4 separate regions of the Homo sapiens genome follow, and regions 2, 3 and 4 are each linked to region 1. The links are chromatin loops, found by intact Hi-C in ENCODE. Cell type or tissue: Caco-2. All regions are shown on one strand. Links, peaks and the distances in the headings refer to the core of each region. The heading gives the core; the rest is flanking DNA.

The links. Peaks named below come from ENCODE experiments on the same cell type or tissue, not always from the same donor. Only the 100,000 strongest peaks of a DNase experiment are listed, where the experiment ranks them.
Region 2: a loop joins it to region 1, with 2.5 times the contacts of the local background. A loop is called at or near these places in 1 of 110 quality-filtered maps.
Region 3: it touches region 1 in a loop (3-fold over the local background); 1 of 110 quality-filtered maps calls a loop at or near these places.
Region 4: a loop joins it to region 1, with 4 times the contacts of the local background. A loop is called at or near these places in 1 of 110 quality-filtered maps.

Annotation. Positions count from the first base shown.
Region 1 is chr13:73,397,449-73,403,193 of GRCh38, reverse strand. No RefSeq gene overlaps it. Among named protein-coding and RNA genes, the nearest start is that of LINC00392, 160 kb to the left of the region's middle. In Caco-2, for the core only: no CTCF peak of the experiment used is centred there; a DNase peak (open chromatin) is centred at 3,663.
Region 2 is chr13:73,101,969-73,107,713 of GRCh38, reverse strand. No RefSeq gene overlaps it. Among named protein-coding and RNA genes, the nearest start is that of KLF5, 46 kb to the right of the region's middle. In Caco-2, for the core only: no CTCF peak of the experiment used is centred there; no DNase peak of the experiment used is centred there.
Region 3 is chr13:72,983,802-72,989,546 of GRCh38, reverse strand. The region is part of intron 16 of PIBF1 (progesterone immunomodulatory binding factor 1); the gene reads right to left. Among named protein-coding and RNA genes, the nearest start is that of KLF5, 72 kb to the left of the region's middle. In Caco-2, for the core only: no CTCF peak of the experiment used is centred there; a DNase peak (open chromatin) is centred at 2,556.
Region 4 is chr13:73,063,434-73,069,178 of GRCh38, reverse strand. KLF5 (KLF transcription factor 5) reads right to left here. Exons shown (of 4, transcript NM_001730.5): 3 at 5,296-5,355. Among named protein-coding and RNA genes, the nearest start is that of KLF5, 7.3 kb to the right of the region's middle. In Caco-2, for the core only: no CTCF peak of the experiment used is centred there; a DNase peak (open chromatin) is centred at 3,050.

The sequences.
Region 1 (5,745 bases), core at 1,746-5,745:
GAGGCCAAGGCCAAGGGGGATCACCTGAGGTCAGGAGTTTGGGACCAGCCTGGCCAAGATGGTGAAACCCCATCTCTATTAAAAATACAAAAATTAGCTGGTGTGGTAGCATGCACCTGTAATCCCAGCTACTGCGGAGGCTGAGGCAGGAGAATTGCTTGAACCTGGGAGGCGGAAGTTGCAGTGAGCTGAGATCACACCACTGCACTCTAGCCTGGGTGACAGAGCAAGACTCCATCTAAATATATATATATATATATATATATATATATATATATATGTGTGTGTGCGTGTGTGTGTGTGTGTGTGTGTGTGTGTGTGTGTGTGTGAAATATGTTCAACTCAGAAGTAATCAGGGTAATTCAAATTAAAACAAAGAAACCCCAAGGCGAGCTGCTATTTCATACATATCAAGGTGGCAGAAATTTAAAAGGCTGAGGAAAGAGGATGCTGGGCTGGGAGTCACAGGAGTAATCCTATGGGATGATAATGAGTGATTTAATCTCCCTGGGCCTTACCTATTTCATCTATAAAATGAATATAATACCTAAGGACCCTGCAAACCCTCATGTTGCCTTGACCTTCTCTCCCTACTCAATTAAATATGATTCTAACAGCAACAGATTTGGGAATATAAAATGAAGGAGGCACATTATCTGCCTCATCAAGCAAGGAGGGCCTGCTAGTATTGACAAACTCTGTTTTGATGCATTCATTTGTTCTTTTTTTCCACAAACTATTTATTTTGTATTTATTTTTATTTTATTTATTTATGTATGTATTTATTGAGACTGAGTCTTGCTCTGTTGCCAGGCTGGAGTGCAGTGGCATGATCTCAGCTCGCTGCAACCTCTGCCTCCCAGGTTCAAGCGATTCTCCTGCCTCAGTCTCCTGAGTAGCTGGGACTACAGGTGCGTGCCACCACGCCCAGCTAATTTTTGTATTTTTAGTAGAGACGGGTTTTCACCATGTTGGCCAGGATGGTCTCAATCTCTTGACCTTGTGATCCACCCGCCTTGTCCTCCCAAAGTGCTGGGATTACAGGCATAAGCCACTGCACCTGGCCACTATTTATTAACTGCCTATTACATACTGGACATTTGCCAAGTCACTGGCCTTACAGAACTTATGGGAGAGTGAAAAATAGAAACTCTTAAAAGAGACAATCAAATCCACAGGTAAGTGTTATGTGCAGGAGTGTAGAGGGGCAATAGGAGGCACTATAACCCAGAGTTGGGACGTTGAAGAAGGATTCCTAAAAATAGCCATGTCTAAAGGAGACTTAAAAGTTGAGTGGCATCATCCCGGTATAAGGGAGAGCAAATAGAACCAGGCAAAAGGCTACAAACAGCATGAGGGAAGATACAGAAGTTAAAGAGCATTTGAAAGAACTGAAAGTCAGTATCTGAAGGCTAGCATTCAAGAAGTGAAGAGTAAAGAGATAGGGTGGGAGAGGTATAAAAAGTATAAGATTATACAGGCTATGTAAAGAGGCTTAGATTTTATCTGAAGAGAAAGGGGGAGCTATTGATGGCTTTAAAGAGAAGGGCAGGTTTGGCTTATAGTCCAGAAAGGTCTATCTCCAAGGTCAAGAACAAGAAGCCCAAATAGTAACCCAGGCAGGAGGTGGTACAGAGCTATGCACTGCAAGTGCCAAAGGGGATGGAGTGAAATGGGCAGATCTAAGAAATTTTAGACACACAGAGTCAGTAGGACCTCGTTTGATTAGATGTATGAGGTCAGTAAAGAGAAATAATCAGAAGGGCTCTTGGGTTTATGGCTTAAACAAACATGGTAAATATGGTGCTATTCGTGGAGATGCAGGTCACAGGCCACAGAACAGAAGCAGTTGTGTACCCAATGACAGTGTTGGACAGGTTGAGTTTGAGGTATCTGGGGGACATCTGAGTGCAGATACCTAGCTATTAGTTGAATAAAGGACTCTAAAATCCTAAAGAACAGTGTTGCCTCAAGATTAAAGAATCATTACCATAGAGCCGGCAATTGAAACTCTACTAGTAAATAATGTTATCTGGCTGGCACTTCTAGAACAAGTGGAAAGAGCAAAGGAGACTAGGAAGAAGTTGTCAGAGGGGCGGGTTAAAAAAAAAGAAGAGTGCAGTTTTACACACACACACATATATATAGATAAAGTAAGCAACAGGGTCAACAGCTGCTGAGAGCCACAAGAATTTTCTATCTTTAAATATATTTATCTATTCTAAAAGGTAGGTCTTAGCAATAATGACTTTTCAAGGAAGTCCCATAATGGTTGCTGGACTTACCCTATCCCAGAATTGACTTTAAGAGATCAATTTATGTCTACACTGGGGCATTGGAGCAGCTTGTAGAGAATTTGACTCCATTCCTACAGTCCCCTAGGGGGATCTACCCTAGTAGAAAGTGTCACTTCTGACTTCACCATGCTTGTCAGTCACACCTGTATGGTTGTAATGCAAGAGGCAACCCCCAATTAACTTGCACTGCAGTGCCAAACAAGAGCTAACAGATGATGCCATAGCGAGGTAAGGAAAGTATTCTGTTAACATCTGTGAAAACTTCTGAGATGCAGAAGGCAATGGCACATTTAGAAATTTAGCCAAAATGATAGGGTCATCCACCTCCAATTTTAGAAGAAGAAGAAGAAAAAGAAGTCAACTGGAAAATGTGCTGAGACCTAATTCAGGATGTACCAAGAACTCCTGCCTCTAGAAGGGCACTTTCACCAAAGAGTATGCCAGCAGTGCTAGTTTTGAACTCCTCCAAAGAAAAGAGGGGCTAAGAAAATGTTCCTCTGCTTCCTCAACTCCTTCCAAACCACCACACGTTCTCAAACTAGTACCATTTATACTCTGCTAGTCCCATCAGCTGCTCACTAACCAAGCAGACTTATCAGTGTTTGAATAAAGGCTTTGACATTGCTACTTTAGTTTAAAAAAAAAATGAAATCTGATTTTCGTTGGTTGCCTTCCTACTACAGATTGCACAAATTACAAAGGTGGTCACAAATGATGTCTTCCAATAATTCTGCCTTAGTGAAGTCGATAGAATGGTGGCATCCACGGAGAAAGAAATACATGAGGGGGTGATGAAGAACCATGCTCCTCAGGAAAAGGAAATACAGTCCTTGATCTCTTGTAAATACTTCCAAAGGAATAAAAGCGGGAGCAGGGAGAAATGCGCCATGACAATGTATGTCAAAACATTGTCACTCAGAATGGATGGCATAAAAGGTTAAGAGGAAGAAAAGGGCAGGCGCTGTATACAGAAATTTTCAGTTGTGTTTTCAAATCACTCGGATTTGAGGTGCTGAAAGGCCTGGAGGCCAGGGATTTATGTATAAGCGAATCATTCAAAAACGTATAAATGGCTGCCAGAGCAAAGTACAATGTTCACTTTTGAAATGACAAAAAAAGCTTTGTTTTAAGTAGGCTGAATCGACTAAAGTCAAGTTTCAATGAAGCATGTTTTTGCTTTGGGTGTCATTATTTAGTTTGGCATCCATGCCAAAGAAACCTTTTTCTCACTGCAACTGTTGTTTTTCTTCTGCTCCTACAACCCTGAAAGTCTAGGCAAGATCCTGATGCTAAATATTTAAATGAGAACTGGCTCCCTGTTTACCTTTGATTCTGATAAAGGGAGTGGGGAGCATGGGGTCTTGATTGCTTGCCAGGACTTGTAAAGCTGATAGTTGTGTGCCTTGTCTCTTGAATAATCTGGAAAATCAAGTTTAGCTGGTTTGATCAAAGAGTTTGCAAGTCAGTTGAGAACTCTTGCATGCAATAACTATAGATACTGTATACATCGAACAGCCAAAGGCCAAAAAGTGAATAGCTTTGCCAGAGATAAAGGATTATGTATGTTATGCTTGTGAATACCAAAAGAAGGAATTCTCCATTTTAATATGGATTGCTAAGGTTTGTACCGCTTAGACATTCAGACAAACAAAATACTCTAAATCTTAGGGATTTAACTCATGATGAAAAAAATTTTTAATCCTGCTGCTATCAGCCCATATGAATCCAGTGTGGAGTGAGGGAATAAACGACACACTTCCTACTGACGGTTTATCAAGAGAGAGGAGAGTAGTTTTAAATAGTTTCGGGATGAGATTGCCTCATTTTTTTGGAATCACTTTTCATCCAAATCTTCTAGCTGGAACACCTGTAGAGACAAGAAGATTTTGATGGAGATTGATGTTGATACAGAAAGGACATGGCATGCACTGTTTTTCGGACATCTTCCTTTTGGGCAAGTAGGTCACGTGGGAAAAACTCAGTTTCTCTGCCAAGAAATGATACCCTGGATCAGGAAACTATATGTCTCAACCTGAGAAATGAGAAAAATTCAAACTGGAAAAGTTCAATCAGATCATCTGCATCTGGTCTTTCCTCTGAATTAACCATCTGACTGGGTCTCACAAGCTGATTTCATGCCCTGTGCTTTTATTTTGATTTAACTAACTCAAAATTCAACACCTTTCTTGGCAAAATTATGGACAATGAATTATGGACAACGAATTGCTCCTTCAGCCAAGTGTTTCGCTTCTTAAAAGATAATATTAAATAATTTCCTACGAGGAAAACCGTTGATGAGCCACTCAGTGCCCTAGTGTGGGTAAAGAATATTATGAATACCTGCAAAAAACAGGCACTTTGATTGTGATTTCTTAAAATGGACACTGTTTTAGTTACTACTGAGAATTCCCATGAAACTACTGTTGGGAAGAGTTTTACACACACATACACACACACGCGCGCACACACACACACACTTGGCACATTGATCTGGCATTAAACTAAATTACAGGTACAGCAGTGACACATGTAAACGAATATGCCAATACAAGTCACCGAATGTTATGTGCCATGCACAACAATAGGCAATGAATTATTGAGTTTTGTAGTAATTAAAGAACTACTTTGTTGCTAAGAATCAGTGTATTACTGGTTCTTATGAATCAGAATGAATGTAAAAACATACATTCTTATTAGCTGCATTTCCAAGAGTTAGAAAGATAAGAGGTGGATCACAGGTTTCAGGGAACTATTATTAAGTTCTCATAGTATTTTCTTAATCACATGCATTTTTTAAGAGAAAGCTCAGAGTCCATATCACATAAACAAGGTCTGATTGTGGGGTTTTGAATGGCTATTGCAGGGTTTTCTTCTTTCCACGTTGTTTTTCCCCCTCACTGCACCAAATTTCACTTCTCGGAATCAGGACCTGAACCAAAGTTAAACATCATAAAGAAATTTACCTAGTAAAGACGGACTTTTATTGACTGAAAAGCATTTTTACAGTGTAATCTGCACTTTTTTAAGTCCTTGTGGAAAATCCCCTATGATTGAGTGGTACTTAAAGACTTCAAAATACGCATTGCCCATGAAGCTTTCAAAAGTCAAAGAGAGGGGACAAAGGGGAAAAAACTGGTCTATCTGACCCACCAGTCTCTTGTCTCCACAACAAAAAGACTGCTTTTATGAGCCGCCCTGCTCATTGGCCTCACCACCCTGCCTGGCCTCTCGATCTTGGGGCAATGCCTGCTCTCTGGCCAGCAGCGAAACACTGCAGACCCAAACTGCCCCATCTCTGCTCCTAGAACTCCTTCCCAAATTCTCAGTCTCCCCACCATTTCTTCCCTGTGACACTGACTGGTTTTTTGTTCGTATCTTCTCCATCTTCTTAGTCCTCTTTAGTTTTTGCCCCTCACTTCAGGTTTTTCTCTTTCACATATTTTTTTAC
Region 2 (5,745 bases), core at 1,117-5,116, 290 kb after region 1:
TACTCTCTAGTGAAAACCAGACTGCTCATTACCATCTGTTTCTTCAGGGAGAGCCAGCCACCACACAGTAATCTGCTGTAAAGCTGCAATCCCAGTGGTAAAGTACTTTGCCATCCTTGGATGAAAGGAAACGTACTGGTCGAGACACTATTATTATTGTCATAAATAATGGTGCTTTGTATTTTATCAAAGGAGCTCAGAGTGACTTGCAAACATCAACTAATTAATCCTTTAAAAAAAAACTGTGAAGTAGGTAAAAGGGAGATATTATTATCCCCATTACATGGCAAGGGAGACTGAGACACTGATGAATTCATCGACTTACCCAGTCACATGTCATAGTCAGAAATAGAACCCAGGTCTCCCGGCACCCCCTTTGAACAGACCACACTGCTTCTTGTAAAGTATTAAAAAAACAAAGCTTGATTTATGACATATAAAAATAAACCTTGAGAAATTAAACCACATCTAACCTTTCAATAACTGTCATGTAATAAAACAGTAGACGTGGGAAAAACAACATCTTGAAGGAAAGATGTGTGGGTAGAACAGTTTAATAAATACAATGCTTTAATCAAAACTTTCCAAAAGGAACTGGTGACTCTTTAAGGAATCTGATATTTAATCATTGCTGTTCTAATGGTTTAAAACAAAGAGGTATAATCCACCGAGTTTTAAACAGAAACTAGTCTAACAAGTTCTATACTTTATTTTTGAACTCTATTTCCTTATTTTCCCGTGTTCTCAAGAACATTTTTAAAGTTTATCCATGTGATGCAAATGTCACGTGGAAGATATAAATACTACTCTTCAGATATTTTGCATTCTTCCTGATTCAAAGTCATAGTTAATATTAATGCAATTCAAAAAATTGACAAAAAACTGTGTCTCCAAGGAAACTAGTGGAGGAGGGGGAGAGAGATATGAATCTGTGATTTGATTAATAATTAGACACTCAGCCATTTTGTCACTCTCCATATCATCCACGAATATGCCATCATGTCCATGGCAGAGCCAGCAAATCTCCAAATAACCAGAAACCTCTAGCAGGTGACTCTAAGCGAGTTGTATTTTTTTTTTTTTTTTTTTTTTTTTGAGAGAGTCTAACTCTGTTAACCAGGCCGAAGTGCAGTGGCCAGATCTTGGCTCCCCGCAACATACGCCTCCCGAGTTCAAGCGATTCTCCTGCCTCAACCACCCAGGTAGATGGGATTACAGGCGCCTGCCACTACACCTGGCTAATTTTTGTATTCTTAGTAGAGACTTTTTATAGAGAATTTGTAGTGACTTTTTATATAGAATTGCTTGGATTACTGTATCATCTTGTAAAAATTCTATGAAGCAAATACCAAGAAATAGAATTCTATGTAGGGCAATTCTGAAATTAAAAAATTACCAAAAGGGTATGGGAATTGATTAAATTAAAACAGGGGCCGGGCACGATGGCTCAAGCCTGTAAACCTAACCCTTTGGGAGTCCAAGATGGGTGGATCACCTGACGTCAGGAGTTTGAAACCAGCCTGGCCAACATGGTGAGCCCATCTCTATAAAAATATAAAAATTAGCCGGGCATGGTAGCGGGCACCTGTAATCCCAGCTACTCGGGAGGCCAAAGCAAGAGAATCGCTTGAACCTGGCAGGCAGAGGCTGCAGTGAGCTGAGATCGCACCACTGCACCCCAGCCTGGGCTACAAGAGTGAAACTCCTTCTCAAAAAAAAAAAAAAAGAAAAGGGAAATTAAGGTCCTGCAGGGTGCAGTGGCTCACACTGTAATCCCAGTGCTTTGGGGAGCAGAAACGAGAGGATCCCTTGAGCCCAGGAGTTCGAGACCAGCCTGGGCAACTTAGCAAGACCCTATCTAGGCTGGACGTGATGGCTCACACCTGTAATCCCAGCACTTTGGAAGGCCAAAGTGGGTGGATGACCTGATGTCAGAAGTTCAAGACCAGCCTGGCCAACATGGTGAAACACCACCTCTACTAAAAAAGTACAAAAAATGGCCAGGTGCAGTGGCTTGTGCCTGTAATCCCAACACTTTGGGAGGCCAAAGACAGCAGATCACCTGAGGTCAGGAGTTCAAGACAAGCCTGAACAACATGGAGAAACCCCATCTCTACTAAAAATACAAAAATTAGCTCAGTGTGGTGCCGCATGCCTATAATCCCAGCCACTCGGGAGGCTGAGACAGGAGAATCACCTGAACCCGCAAGGCAGAGGTTGCGGTGAACTGAGATCATGCCATTGCACTCCAGTCTGGGCAACAAGAGTGAAACTCTGTCTTAAAAAAAAAAAAAAAATTAGCCGGGCATGGTGGTGCATGCCTGTAATCCCAGCTATTTAGGAGGCTGAGGCAGGAGAACCGCTTGAACCTGGGAGGCAGAGGTTGCAATGAGCCAGGATCGCACCACTGCACTCCAGCCTGGGCAACAGAGTGAGAATCTATCTCAAAAAAAAAAAAAAAAAAAAAAAAGGCCTTATCGCTACAAAAAAAAAAATTAAAAATTAGTCAGTCATGGTGGCACATGCCTATACTATATTCCCAGCTGCTCAAAAGGCTGACATGAAAGGATCGCTTGAGCCCAGGAATTTGAGGTTACAGTGAGCTACAATCGAACCACTGCACTCCAGCCTAGGCAACAGAGCAAGATCCTGTCTCTAAAAAACTAATAATAATAATAGTAATGATAATAACAAATTGAGGTGCTGTGAAAAGTCCTGACATATCATCAGACACCTTTTGGAAGTTGAGGCATTATTCAACAGAATTTTCTTTTCTTTTCTTTTTTTCTTTTGAGATGGAGTTTCACTCTTGTTGCCCAGGCTGGAGTGCAATAGCACAATCTCCACTCACTGCAACCTCTGCCTCCCGGGTTCAAGCGATTCTCCTGCCTCAGCCTCCCAACTAGTTGGGATTACAGGCATGGACCACTATGCCCGGCTAATTCTGTATTTTTAGTAGAGACTGGAGTTTCACCATATTGGTCAGGCTGGTCTTGAACTCCTGACCTAAGGTGATCCCCCCCGGGGCCTCAGCCTCCAAAAGTGCTGGGATTACAGGCGTGAGCCACTGCACCCGGCTTCAACAGAATTTTCTAGGAACATTATTCAGTTTCCAATCAAGAAGAAATTTTCAGTCATTTCTTTTGACTAACCCATCATGTCCATATTTAGACCTTTCTCTAGTGCTTATCACTAAAGTACCTATGTCCTCAGGAAGAGATATTATAATGAAAATCACAGCCAGTTGTTAAGAAGCCCTGCTGGGCCTATGCACCAATGACCAGATTAAGGATGAGGACCTATGAACTTTAATCCTGTCACTCACCTATTGGATAGCCATCGGCAATTTACCTTACCCTATTGTGCTCATGTTTCCATTTAAAAAAAAAAAGAAGAAGGAGGAGGAGGAGAAGAAGAAGAAGCCAAGCGCAGTGGCTCAAGCCAGCACTTTGGGAGGCTGAGGCTGGCAGATTACCTGAGGTCAGGAGTTCAAAACCAGTCTGGCCAACACGGTGAAACCCCGTCTCTACTAAAAATACCAAAATTAGCCGGGCTTGGTGGCTCACTCCTGTAATCTCAGTACTTTGGTAGGCCGAGGCAGGCGGATTACGAGGTCAAGAGATCGAGACCATCCATCCTGGCCAACATGGTGAAATCCCATCTCTACTGAAAATACAAAAATTAGCTGGATGTGGTGGCACGTGCCTGTAATCCCAGCTAATTTGGAGGCTAAGGTAGGAGAATCGCTTGCACCCAGGAGGCGGAGGTTGCAGTGAGCCGAGATCGTGCCACTGCACTCCAGCGTGTCAACACAGAGAGACTCTGTCCCAAAAAAAAAAAAAAAAAAAAAAAAAAAAGAATCAAAACAGTACTTTTACCAGTGAAAAAAATGTTAGGCATTTGTGGGGCTAACTTAGTTCAAGTGCCTGAAAGCCTTTACAAAATGGACGTTTTATGCAAAAACAAAACAGAAAGAAGAAGGAAAGTCAGATTAGTGCCAACAGATACTTCATCACCTTCAGCTGCTTGATAATATTCTTTATAGGATACCTTCTCCAGTCAACAATAGAAAAGCAATACCTCCAAAATACATTTAAATCTATAAAAAGGAACTGATAGAATCTACTGCTTCAAGCAAAATCAAATATAAAGAACTGACAACATTCCACTTCGAAAATAAAATTTTTGTTACTATGGGCTTATCTGTGCTAATTCCCACTCTTTGCTGATAAAAAGGTAACCCATCAGGATTTAAACATTTCTTCAAACCAAGCAACCTGTTGAACAACTTCTTAATGTGCCTATCAATCATCTGGTGATAAGAAGAGTTTGCATTTATATTAGCTAGTTGCTAAAATAAATATGAGTTACTATAACTAATTCAATCAACAATGGGACTTCAGAGGTCAGCAGAGAAATAATCAAACAATAAGTATGAATAGGTTGTAATTTTTCTGATTAACAAATGTTCTCCTTGTCATAGGATGTTAAGAGCTGCTTAAAGCGCTCGGGTAAATTTAGAATGTATGTATTTACCTTGGAGGGGTCTGTGTGCACACTCCCAATTAGAAACCCATGAGCCTGTAAGTTTTGCAGACACCAGGTTTTGCTTTCGGAAAACGTGTCTCTATATGGTATTTATTTTTAACAGGCTCCAGTGCCACAATTGATAGAAACCAACAAAGATCAGATAAAATCCCAGCCCCACTTTTTAAAGACATTCATACTAGACTATTCCAAAAGTATTTTAGAAACCAGTTGATGTGTTAAAATTTGATAATTCTTTCTTCTTTTCCCAATTAGAATTACATTCTTTACCATGGAGGGGAAGAAAGATACTTGGATCCTGAGTCAGGATTTGTCCCCCTCCAAACAACCAATGTCAGTTGGAGAGCTGAAGGGTAAGGTCAAAAAGTTGATCATATCTTATTGTCATCACACGTTTACAATCTGACCAAAATGTAAGATCTAGGTTTCTACTGCTCTTGATTCCTCATATCTACTACTGTCCCGTTTTAAACCCAGAGAAGTACAGCAGCAGTAGCAAATAACGTTCAGATGCAAAATAGAGCAGTAAGGGTAAACGTTTGGGGGTTAGGCAGTGGAATTAACAAAAGCAAAAAATAAAGGAAACAAACAAATGGGAACTAAAGGTATCAGTGATTAATCAAATAAGAATAATTTCGGCCGGGCACGGTGGCTCACGCCTGTAATCCCAGCACTTTGGGAGGCAGAGGTGGGCGGATCACGAGGTCAGGAGATCGAGACCATCCTGGCTAACACGGTGAAACCTCGTCTCTACTAAAAATACAAAAAATTAGCCGGGCATGGTGGCAGGCGCCTGTAGTCCAAGCTACTTGGGAGGCTGAGGCAGGAGAATGGCGTGAACCCAGGAGGCGGAGCTTGCAGTAAGCCGAGATCGCACCACTGCACTCCAGCCTGGGCGACAGAGCGAGACTCCGTCTCAAAAAAATAAATAAATAAATAAATAAATAAAATAATAATAATTTCTGCCTTTAGTTTAGACACATAACTTCATTGCGATCCCAAATTCTAATGTTTTTAAACAGCTGGTTGGTTTAGCCTTCTCTTGGCCATAATAATTTACCATGGAGTTTTAGGGCTAACTAAAAGAATGAATGGAATGAATGAATTGGATGAATGACAGTGGTTGACTTCATATACTGATGCTTGAGGCATCATTGTAGATTCCTGCAGAGAAATTCAGGTGGACAAAAACCCCCT
Region 3 (5,745 bases), core at 621-4,620, 410 kb after region 1:
TTTGTCCTTGTAGAATTCCCAGTTCTAGACAGTTCACATCAGTGGAATCATATACCGTCTGCTTTTTTTGTGACTGGCTTCTTTCACTTAGTATAATGTTTTTAAAGTTCATCCATGTTGTACCATCTATCAGTACTTCCTTCCTTTCATGGCAAAATCATATTCCACTGCATGGATATACCAAATTTTGTTTACTCATCAGCTGAAGGACATCTGGGTTATTTCCACTTTTTGGTTACTATGAATAATGTTGCACTCATAAACACTGACACATTTTGAAACAGTGAAAAGTTTTGTGTGTAAATTTTTGTGTGGATATGTTTCAATTTCTTTTGTTTATATACCTGGGCATAGAGCTGCTGGGTTGTATGTAACTCTATGTTTAACTGTTTGAGGAACTACCAGGATTGTTTTGTCAACACTGTTTTATCTATTTCCTTACCAGATTTTCCCCCTGATATATATTAACACATATTCCAGATCTCAGATAATTTCTTTTTCTTTTTTTTGAGATGGAGACTCACTCTGTCACCCAGGCTGGAGTGCAGTGGCATGATTTCCGCTCAGTGCAACCTTCCCCTCCTGGGTTCAAGTGATTCTCCTGCCTCAGCCTCCTGAGTACCTGGGATTACAAGGGTGTGCCACCACTTCTGGCTAATTTTTTGTATTTTTAGTAGAGACAGGGTTTCACCATGTTGGCCAGGTTGGTCTTGAACTCCTGACCTCAAGCAATCTGCCCGCCTCAGCCTCCCAAAGTGCTGGGATTATGGGTGTGAACCACTGTGCCCAGCCTCAGATAATTTCACTTGTAAATACTTCAGTGGGAATTTTTAACAGATAAAAATTTTTTAAAATAGCAAAATATCATTATCCTATTTAACATGATTAAAAATAGTTTAAAAGAAAATATAACTTTAATTCAAAGTCATCCATTCTACACTCTAAATGCTCAACAAGAATTTTAAACTACTATTAAAGCAAATATAATGTATTATTTTTAAAAAGTTACTTTGAATGCAATACCACTATACACTACATAAAGGACAAAACAGATTTTGTACTGCAAATTGTAGAATAGTATTAATATCTGCAACTGCAAACTGCTGTTATCTACAGCCCCTCGATCTCCCTATCTAGATACTTGCTTCCACTTGTAGGGTAACATCACCCTGGGATTGTCTCTTTGCCTCAAAAGAAGTATATACAAATTTTAGGTCTGGAGGGAGGAAGAGAGGGGACAGAAGTGAATGTTCACTGAGTATCTACAATGTACCAGGCTTTGTGCTGAGTATCTTACATAATAATTTAATTCACACTCAAATACCAAGAAGTAGATATTACTTTAATTTTGAAGAGAAGAAACTGAGGCTTCAAAGACTCAAGAAGGGCCAGGTGCGGTGGCTCATGCCTGTAATCTCAGCATTTTAGGAGGCAGAGGCGGGTGGATCACGAGGTCAAGAGATTGAGACCATCCTGGCCAGCATGGTGAAACCCCGTCTCTACTAAAAATACAAAAATTAGCCGGGCCTGGTGGCATGCGCCTGTAGTCCCAGTTACTTGGGAGGCTGAGGCAGGAGAATCACATAAACCCGGGGGGCGGAGGTTGCAGTGAGCCGAGATCACACCACTGCACTCCAGTCTGGCGACAGAGCGAGACTCTGCCTCAAAAAAAAAAAAAAAAAAAAAAATAAATAAATAAATAAATAAATTACAAAAAATAAAAAAAACTCAAGAAGGCCAGGCATGGTGGCTCATGCTTATAATCCCAGCACTTTGGGAGGCCAAGGCAGGTGGATTGCTTGAGTCCAGGAGTTTGAGACCAGCCTGGGCAACATAGCAAGACCCCTTCTCAAAAAAAAAAACAACAAAGGAAAATAAAAAAATTCTAAATAAAAATAAATAAATAAAAAGAAGGCTCAAGAAAATTAACCATGTTCATTTAGCTACTAAGAAGTGAAACAGCATTCAAATTAAGTAAGGCCTTTCTGGGGTCAAAGCTATCATTATACAATAATGCAGATGCCTTCCATCAATGTCTGTGATACACACAATTTCAGGTTTGGAAGAGATCTTCAAGTTATTTAGCCCAGTCTCTCTATACAATTAAGAAATCCCCTCTGACTATATGGCCACCTAGCCCAGGCTTTAAAAATGAAGACACATTAGGTATTAATCTAGGTTTTCCTTACTCAACTATAAAACCAAAACACTCCCGTTTCAAAAAGAAAAAAAAAAAAAAGTAGAACAACAAAACAGGATGTGTCTCCTCATAGCATCTAGCCTTTGGTTTAATTCTGGACTTTGGAGACATGTGTAACAAATCTCTTACTGCCTGTTTTACGTGCCTACTTTGAATTTCTTATCTTTCACTAAGTCTTATCTTCTCTAAACATCCCCAGTTTCATTCATCTCTCTTATGACTGAAAAGAATTCTTTCATCATCCTGTTTTCCTTACATTGAAAATTTTTGGGCCTAGAACAGAATAAAGAAAGAAGTACTGACTAGAGCAGAGCAGGTTTATCTACTTCTTATTCTAATACATTTAAGATGACAGAGGCCGGGCGCGGTGGCTCACGCCTGTAATCCCAGCACTTTGGGAGGCCGAGGCAGGTGGATCAGGAGGTCAGGAGATCGAGACCATCCTGGCTAACAAGGTGAAACCCTGTCTCTACTAAAAATACAAAAAAATTAGCCGGGCGCGGTGGCGGGCGCCTGTAGTCCCAGCTACTCGGGAGGCTGAGGCAGGAGAATGGCGTGAACCCGGGAAGCGGAGCTTGCAGTGAGCCGAGATTGCGCCACTGCAGTCCGCAGTCCGGCCTGGGCGACAGAGCGAGACTCTGTCTCAAAAAAAAAAAAAAAAAAAAAAAAAGATGACAGAAACATTTTTGGAGCTATACCCTATCTATGACTGAAGGCTTAGTGAGAGCTCATGCTTTTATACGAATGATAGCAAATGAGAGACAATTGGGCTGTTACAGCCTCCGGGACATAACTAATCACCTGAAACATTCTTTCACAATCATGGATATGATCTTAGGGTAATTCTCAACAGTGATCCAGATAAGAAGCTATTATTAACACACTGAAGTAGGTTCCTGAATTAAAATCTACTGCTATTGTTGACTTAAAACAGGAGTGTGGGAACCTTAATTCTATTCTGATTGGTTTGCTCAGACCCTTTTGTGCATCTCATTACTGATTACCCTGGACTTCTCACTACTTTCCCCACTCTGCTTTCTGACATTCATGTTTTCTTGATGCCTGGCTTTGTGACCAAGTGCAATTGCTTTCCCTTCTATTAACAGTAGTCATCTGGCTGCTGTCTAGTTTCTGGTCTTAACTTTTTCATCAAAATTTTTTTTTCCTTCTTTTTTGTTTTGTTTTTGAGATAGGGTCTCACTCTTGCCCAGGCTGGAGTGCAGTGGTGCAAGCACAGCTCACTACAGCCTTGAAGTCCCGGGGTCAAGTGGTCCTCCCACCTCAGCCTCCCATGAAGCTGGGACTATAGGCACGAGCCACCACATCTAGCTAATTATTTATTTTAAAAAATTTTTTTTTCTAGAGATGGAGTCTCATTATGTTGACCAGGCTAGTACACAACTCCTGGGCTCCAAGCAATCCTTCTGCCTCAGCCTCCCAAAGTCCTGGGATTATAGGTGTGACCCACTGTGCTGGACCCTGGCCTTTACTATTTCAGTAGTGTTTGATGGGTTTTGTTGCATATTCTTGTTGATTTTCAGCATCAACTTCAGACTTTAAACCCTATCCTCCACTTAGAGCACTGGTTTTCAGAGTATGACTCACTCCAGTGCCTGTACCTTCTCCATGTTGTATTCCAGCCTTCTCTTAGTGTCAGCTCCTTGATACGGGATCAGTGACTTAAGTTTACAACAAGATATTGCCAATATGGTGTCTAACAGAATTATGACTATAATTATCTCATATAATTGTTAATATTGTCTCCTGGCCACCAAATATTTTCTTTTTCTTTTTCTGTTTTTTGAGACGGAGTCTCACCCTGTTGCCCACGCTGGAGTGCAGTAGTGTGATCTTGGCTCACTGCACTGCAAGCTCTGCCTCCCGGGTTCAGCCATTCTCCTGCCTCAGCCTCCCAAGTAGCTGGGACTACAAGGCACCCGCCACCGCCCTGGCTTTTTTTTTTTTTTTTTTTTTTGTATTTTTAGTAGAGACAGGGTTTCACCGTGTTAGCCAGGATGGTCTTGATCTCCTGACCTCGTGATCCCCCTGCTTCGGCCTCCCGAAGTGTTGGGATTACAGGCGTGAGCCACTGCGCCCGGCCTGGCCACCAAATATTTTCAGAGATTATACAGTTTCAGAGATTTTACAGTTTTGTAGTTTTTTTTTGTGTGTGTGTCTCCTTATGTCTCAGAATTGTTTGGTTTGTTATAAGCTGCTACTATTCTAAGATAGTCATATAAGCACAGGGTTAGAAATGATAGCAAGAGAAGTCATTTACTTGCTCCTTACTGACAAAAAAAGGTCAGAGAAATGTACTTTTAATTTAACCGAAAACATATCACAAGCTTCTAAAATGCAGTGGGAAAATACACATTTCATTCTTAAAAAAAGAAACCTAAAAATTGCTAGGTCTATATGTTACATAATAGATGTGAAAATGTGATATAAAAAATTAAAAGGGTATATATGCACAGATAAAATATTTTTATGATGAGATATTAATATATTGGGTCACACAAGACTGAACTGACTTGTAGGATACAACAAAGATATTTATAATTTAAAAGAAGATAATGAAAAGATTAAAGAAGAAATCAAAATACTTACAAAAACCAAAACAATTTTGACATAGTTCTATTAGGTTCTATACAAGCCTATATAAACACAGTGGTCCAGAGAGTACAATCTAAAGGAAATTCAAATGTCTTTTACACAACTCAAAACTGAGGAGAATTAACATTTTACAGAATGAACAACTGTGATTCAGTTGTTGCCTCTGTGAAATGGGTGTAAGAATGAGCTGTTGTGAGGCTTAAATAAAATAAATGAATATAAAAAACTACAAGATAATATATCAATATTAAACACACTTATTATTTACTGAAAAGTATGTATTTTGGGTAAAAAGCCTAATTCCCTCTTGAATCCTAGAAAACATAAGCAAAAGGCCAATTCTCAGCAGAGAAGACTAATTTAAAACTTTTCCTTTCTCTGATTCCTCATTCCCAGATACACTTACTTGAAAGTAATTTGTAACTGGTTCCTAAGTAGGGTAGTATAACATAATTCATCTGAAAGCATTTTAGAGTTTGATAGAAAAAGATTATAAAAATTCAAGATATATTCTCACTGTTAATACAATAGCTTTAGCTTTCTCATAAAGTATGTGTGTAAATTCAACATTTGCAGTATTTTTTGCAACATTTTAGTCCCTAAATTTCTTCAGACCTGAAGTCACACACCCTTACATGGAAAAAAAAAATCTTTCTAAAACTTTATAGGGAAAATATGACTTGTATCATACATGTGTTTTTGGTTTTCACTATAATAATTATCTTTCTCTTTAAAAACACTCATTTATATCCAACAAATCGAAAACAGTTTAACTTGAAGAGCACCACTATGATGAGAAATGTATGTGTGAATCTGAGAAACAAGTATATTTTCATTTAAAGAAAAATTAATTTACCCGCTCAGTAGTTTTTTTTTAGCATGCTGACTGTAAAATTTAACTACATAGGTGCATAAGAAAAACATGTAAAAAG
Region 4 (5,745 bases), core at 987-4,986, 330 kb after region 1:
GTTGCTTTTAGTAAGTACCTGCAATGAAAATATCTTTATTGTCAATATTATCGATTTTTTATTTTTTATTATTATTATTTTTTCAGATGGAGTCTTGCTCTGTTGTCCGGGCTGGAGTGTGGTGGCATGATCTTGGCTCACCACAACCTCTGCCTCCCAGGTTCAAGCAATTCTCCTGCATCAGGCTCCCAAGTAGCTGGGACTATAGGCATGTGCCACCATGCCCAGCTAATTTTTGTATTTTTAGTAGAGACAGGGTTTCACTATGTTGGCCAGGCTGGTCTCGAACCCCTGAACTCAGGTGATCCACCTGCCTCCGCCTCCCAAAGAGCTGGGATTACAGGCGTGAGCCGCCACCGCGCCCAGCCAAATATTATCGAGATTTTAAAACCAAAAGCTATGTTTAATATATTCCATGAAAAATGACTTTGGAGCAAAGACCTAGAAAGGAATTTTTTTTTTTTTTTTTTTTTTTGAGATGGAGTCTCACTCTGTTGCCCAGGCTGGAGTGCAGTGGCACGATCTCAGCTCACTGCAACCTCCGCCTCGTGGGTTCAAACGAGTCTCTTGCCTCAGCCTCCTGAGTAACTGGGACTACAGGCATGTGCCACCACGCCTGACTAATTTTTGTATTTTTAGTGGAGATGGGGTTTTGCCTTGTTGGCCAGGCTGGTCTCGAACCCCTAAACTCAGGTGATCCACCTGCTTCGGCCTCCCAAGTGCCAGAATTACAGGTGTGGGCCACTGTGCCAGGCCCTAGAAAAGAAATTCATATCTAAGGATCTTTTAGTACCCAAACTGAAAGTCAATATATTCAGCAGCAAATCTCAAGTACAGATTATACGAAGTATAACTAATAACATCTTACTACACATGTCAGTAGGCAATAAAGTCTTCTGCAAAAGACAGTAAGGCAGAAAATGGGAATGTAACCCCTTTACAAACTAGGCTTCCACTAAAAATCTTTCCAGGACTTAATGTGGAAATCTTTCCTAAACAGGGAATCTTGAACACAGTGCTTTAAGAGTCCATTTTGTGAGTCTGGCGTGGTGGCTCACGCCTGTAATCCCAGCACTTTGGGAGGCTGGGGCGGGTGGATCATCTGAGGTCAGGAGTTCGAGACCAGCCTGGCCAACATGGTGAAACCCCGTCTCCACTAAAAATACAAAAATTAGCCGGGCGTGGTGGCAGGCGCCTGTAATCCCAGCTACTTGAGAGGCTGAGGCAGGAGAATCGCTTGAACCTGGGAGGTGGAGGTTGCAGTGAGCCGAGATCGCACCATTGCACTCCAGCCTGGGGACGAAAGCGAGACTTCATCTCAAAAAAAAAAAAAAAAGAAGAGTGAATTTTGTGTTCCTATGTTATTTGTACAATGTTTCCATTTTCTCCTACGGGCGTGTTTCAAATTGTCCTTTTCCATTGTCAATCTCCAGTAAGCCACTCTGGGATCACTTAGTACACACAGAGTCCAATGCATGGAGTCTGGGTCTGAGGAATACTTGAGCCAAGTGTGTGTTGTTCAAAGACTTTCTTTGTACAAATGCTAATTTCTTGCCCTGTTCCAGATAGCTGAAACGGGGGAAAAAAAAGAAAGAAAAAATCTAGAAACGTTACCGTACCCTGATTTCCCAACAGCTTTTCCATATTCTCTAAGGTTAAGTGTATATCCACGCACATGAAGGGAACCGCTAGGACTTCAAACATCTGTGTTGAGTTCATGGTTTACTTTTTCAGAACTTTTTCTCTGGTAAGAACTTTTTAAATTTCTACAAATTTTTGTTTGAAGATACAGTCAATATATTTTCCTACTGATTTCAACTTGCCTCAAACCTTTGCAAACTTAGACATTATTTTAAATGTTCATTATATTAAAGAAAAAAGTAAGGTATGTGAGCATATAATACTGGTTGCAATAGACAGTTTATCAGTCATGTTGATTTATAAAGACAAAACAGTATACTTGGGAGCAACTTTAGAGTAATAGCAATGTGTTCCGCCCCTTGTAGACATCATGAGGCATACAAATTTCAGTACAATGTTCATTTAAATGCTGTTAAAAGTACAAATATTTTGAATTGGAAATACACCACTCATTGACATTGTTACCTAGAAGCAGCCATAATTATTTCTCACCAAAGGCATGATAAATGTATACACACACATACTACAAATAATACATGCGAACATCCACATCTATAAGGGGTGCTTCTACAGGCCTTATGCTATACTATGTATGTACAGATATAAATAAAATATAATTATTCCCTAGAATAGAAGCAAATGTTTCCAGTATTGTCTAATCACACAAAGAAGACAGAACTTTGTATTATTTATATGCGATTTCCTGATAAAGAAATCAAAGTATATGAACTTAGAAGACTTGAATGCTATACTTCTGGTTTAAGAAACTGATATATCATCTACTCTGTCATCTCAGATTACTTAAAAAGTTCTATTTTGTTAAGACTATTATTTGCTTAGGTTCAATTTGCAACCCAAGTTAAAGAAGCACTTCCAATCTAAAAATCCAGAAGAAGTAATTAAACTCAGATGTAGGCTGTTTTCATTGCCTAAATTATTTTTAAAACATAAGGTAACTTGACATTTTAAAGCAATTACAATTATTTTCCAAAGAAATGCTAGGGTGCTTCACATTCTGCCTGTAAAACGACAATCATTTAAAGAGTATTTTATGTCATCAACTGTTGTGTGGTTTTTAAAGTCCTCTGATCAACGGTCCGAGAGGGAGGAGGAGGACAGAAAGAAAACCAAAAAAAGCTATTACATAAGAGAAGTAATTTAGAAAAACTGTCCTAACTGTTCTACCTGGGCCTTAAAGGGAAAGAAAAAAAAAAAACACCTTTGCTGGCTTCAGATACATTCATTTAAAAACAACAGGCGGGCAGGGTGGGGAGGATGCAATGAGAGAACAGGTAATTTTAAAAGGCATTGTCTAGAAATGAGAAATGAGGAGAAAACAACCTCAATGCTCTATGATTACCCAAGAACAGGTTTAGCCAGATGAACAAGTCTGCTACAAACCCTCCCCAAGGCATTTGAAAGACTATCAAACAAAACTTTATTAAACTGGATTACATGTTCTCATTCATTAGATGTTGAAGGCCACAATGTTTATGGTCAGGTGAAAAAGCTGATGCAAGGGACCCAAACCAGGTCTCGGTCTTCTTTTCAGTCTGTTTTTATTAGTACAAGCATTGTTAAGACAACCCACGATTAAATGTATTTGCCGGCAGGTCAAGTTCCTGAATCGCAGGTATAAGCATTCAGGGCACTAAACCCTGACGGGGTGAAAGGCTATTCAGATATGGGTTTGACTACATCCCTGCAATAAGTAGTTGATTACATCGTTATATGCAATTGTGCTCTTTTATTAGGAGACTTTAAACCCAGGAAAATGTGTTCCCTCCTATCTCTCAAGGACTTCCAAAAGTGAAAAAAACAATAGTTCAAATGTCTTTATATTTCCATTTATATTCTGTAAAAGGACATTTTGGTATTTCTACATGGAATATTTTCCTGGCACTTGTCATTTGTATTTTGAAAACTTTAAGTTGGAGTTTTTATAACATGCTTAATTCATTTGTGTTTAACTATAAAAATTTCTACCTTGGGCTGCCTATGAAGGATCCTTCCTCTTATGTAATCAGTTTGTCTCCATGCAAAAACCTCAGGCCAAAACAGCCCGCTCATTTCATAGATAAATACATAAGATGCCTTCTCCTTAAAAGCAGTTTCTCAAAAAGCCCTGGAATCTACAACATTGTCATCGGATTTTAGTAAGTAGTGTTTATCACTGGGATATCAAGCAATGCTTCCTAACATGCATACAAAATGTCTGCAACCATATTCCTCTTAGGGCTCTACCTCAGCACTGACCTTTGTTCAAAGGCTTTTACTTTTTAATGCAGCAGTTAGAGATAACTACTTCATTTATCAAAACTCAATTTCCATAGTAACATCTAGCCTCGGGAGATTCAAGTCCTCACACTAATCCAACAACCCATTCAAAGGAACTGTTGAATACTTTGGTTTCCATAGCAATGATGGAATAATACATTTTGCTAGGTCATTGCTTTTATTAGCAAACTTATTCTCTGAACTTTAGGTAAGGCTGTATTTATTGAGGGAAAAAAACACAATCACTTTATATAAGTTCTTTTCTTTAGGGCTGCTCTTTTAAGAAAATCGCAAATAGTAACCATCTATATATTTGACAATATTTGGAGTATTTGGGGGGCCTTTAAAGTATGCCACCTGGTTTCATCTTAAAATGGCTTCTGATATAATTTTAAAGTTTAAAAGCTCTTAAAAGTGCTGGTCGGGCGCGGTGGCTCACGCCTGTAATCCCAGCACTTTGGGAGGCCGAGGCAGGTGGATAAAGATGTCAGGAGTTGGAGACCAGCCTGGCCAACATGGTGAAACCCCATCTCTACTAGAGATACAAAAATCAACTGGGCATGGTGGTGGGGGCCTGTAATCCCAGCTACTCGGGAGGCTGAAGCAGGAGAATCGCTTGAACCTGGGAGGCAGAGGTTGCAGTGAACTGAGATCACACCACTGCACTACAGCCTGGCAACAGAGCAAGACTCCATCTCAAAAAAAGTGACTGCTATAGATTGAACAAAGCAAATACAAAAGTAGAGGAGCTAAACTTAAAAGCATATGTAAACAAGAATGAATGTAAGCTAGAATAAAGATCAAGTCTCTCACACATACCAAGTTTAGGCTGGGGCTTGTAACCCATTTCTGACCACCTGATTTTAACACTGCAATTTCAGCACTACCTTTCATCAAGCACAGAAAACATACTAAACACAGATATTTTAACCTAGAGGTGAAACTAACGTTTTCACCAATTATGCAGTACACTCCAAATGGGAAAGTTTTTAAGAGTTTAAAATGGCTTTCTCAGAGCAAAATTATTTGCTATGGAAGAAAATGAGTTTTGTTTTGTTTTTTTTCCTTCAAAACACTGCCAGTATAAGTTTTAAAATCCATTAGTAAACATCGCTGTTTACATTTTTGGGTAATCAACTCTGAGCGGTGACAGGGCAAGAAGGCCTTAGTGAGGGAACATCACCGGCCTTCCTGGAACCAGATTTCTCATGGAACTGAATTCTGAACCAAGCCTGTGCTGAAAAGGTAGGCTATTTAAAAAAAAAAAAAAAAACAAAGTTGACAGGAGAAGAGATCAAACACGTGTTAGCTTTTAAAAGGATGAATACCACTTACACTATTTACACAACTCACAGAATTAACAAGAAAATTACATACCAGTGTGAGTCCTCAGGTGAGCTTTTAAATGAGAAGACTTGGTATAAACTTTTGTGCAACCTAAAATAAAGGAGAACAGCATGTCATTTTGGAGATCCTTTTGAAATCTTTACATTTGATGATTCAGTGTTTAAAATCTGGCTTTAAAGAAGAAATCTCTCATGCTAGATGAGATTATTTGAAGCTTCAGTTTTAAAAGTTTTAAAGAGCCCTCCCCCATTACCTTATTAAAGGCATGAAGTGATTTGTTTTATGTATCACTTTAACAGGAAAGAATACAGATAATCAAGCCAAACTACAAATGGAAAATTTGTGTTTATATTCCAGTAGGTGCTGTACTTCCGTATTAAGAGCTGCTATATGTTTTTTTAAAAATTTTAATGGCTCTAGAGCTGACAGTACTAAGCCATTATCCAAGATGACTGTAATTTTCTGTACTCCCACATTTCT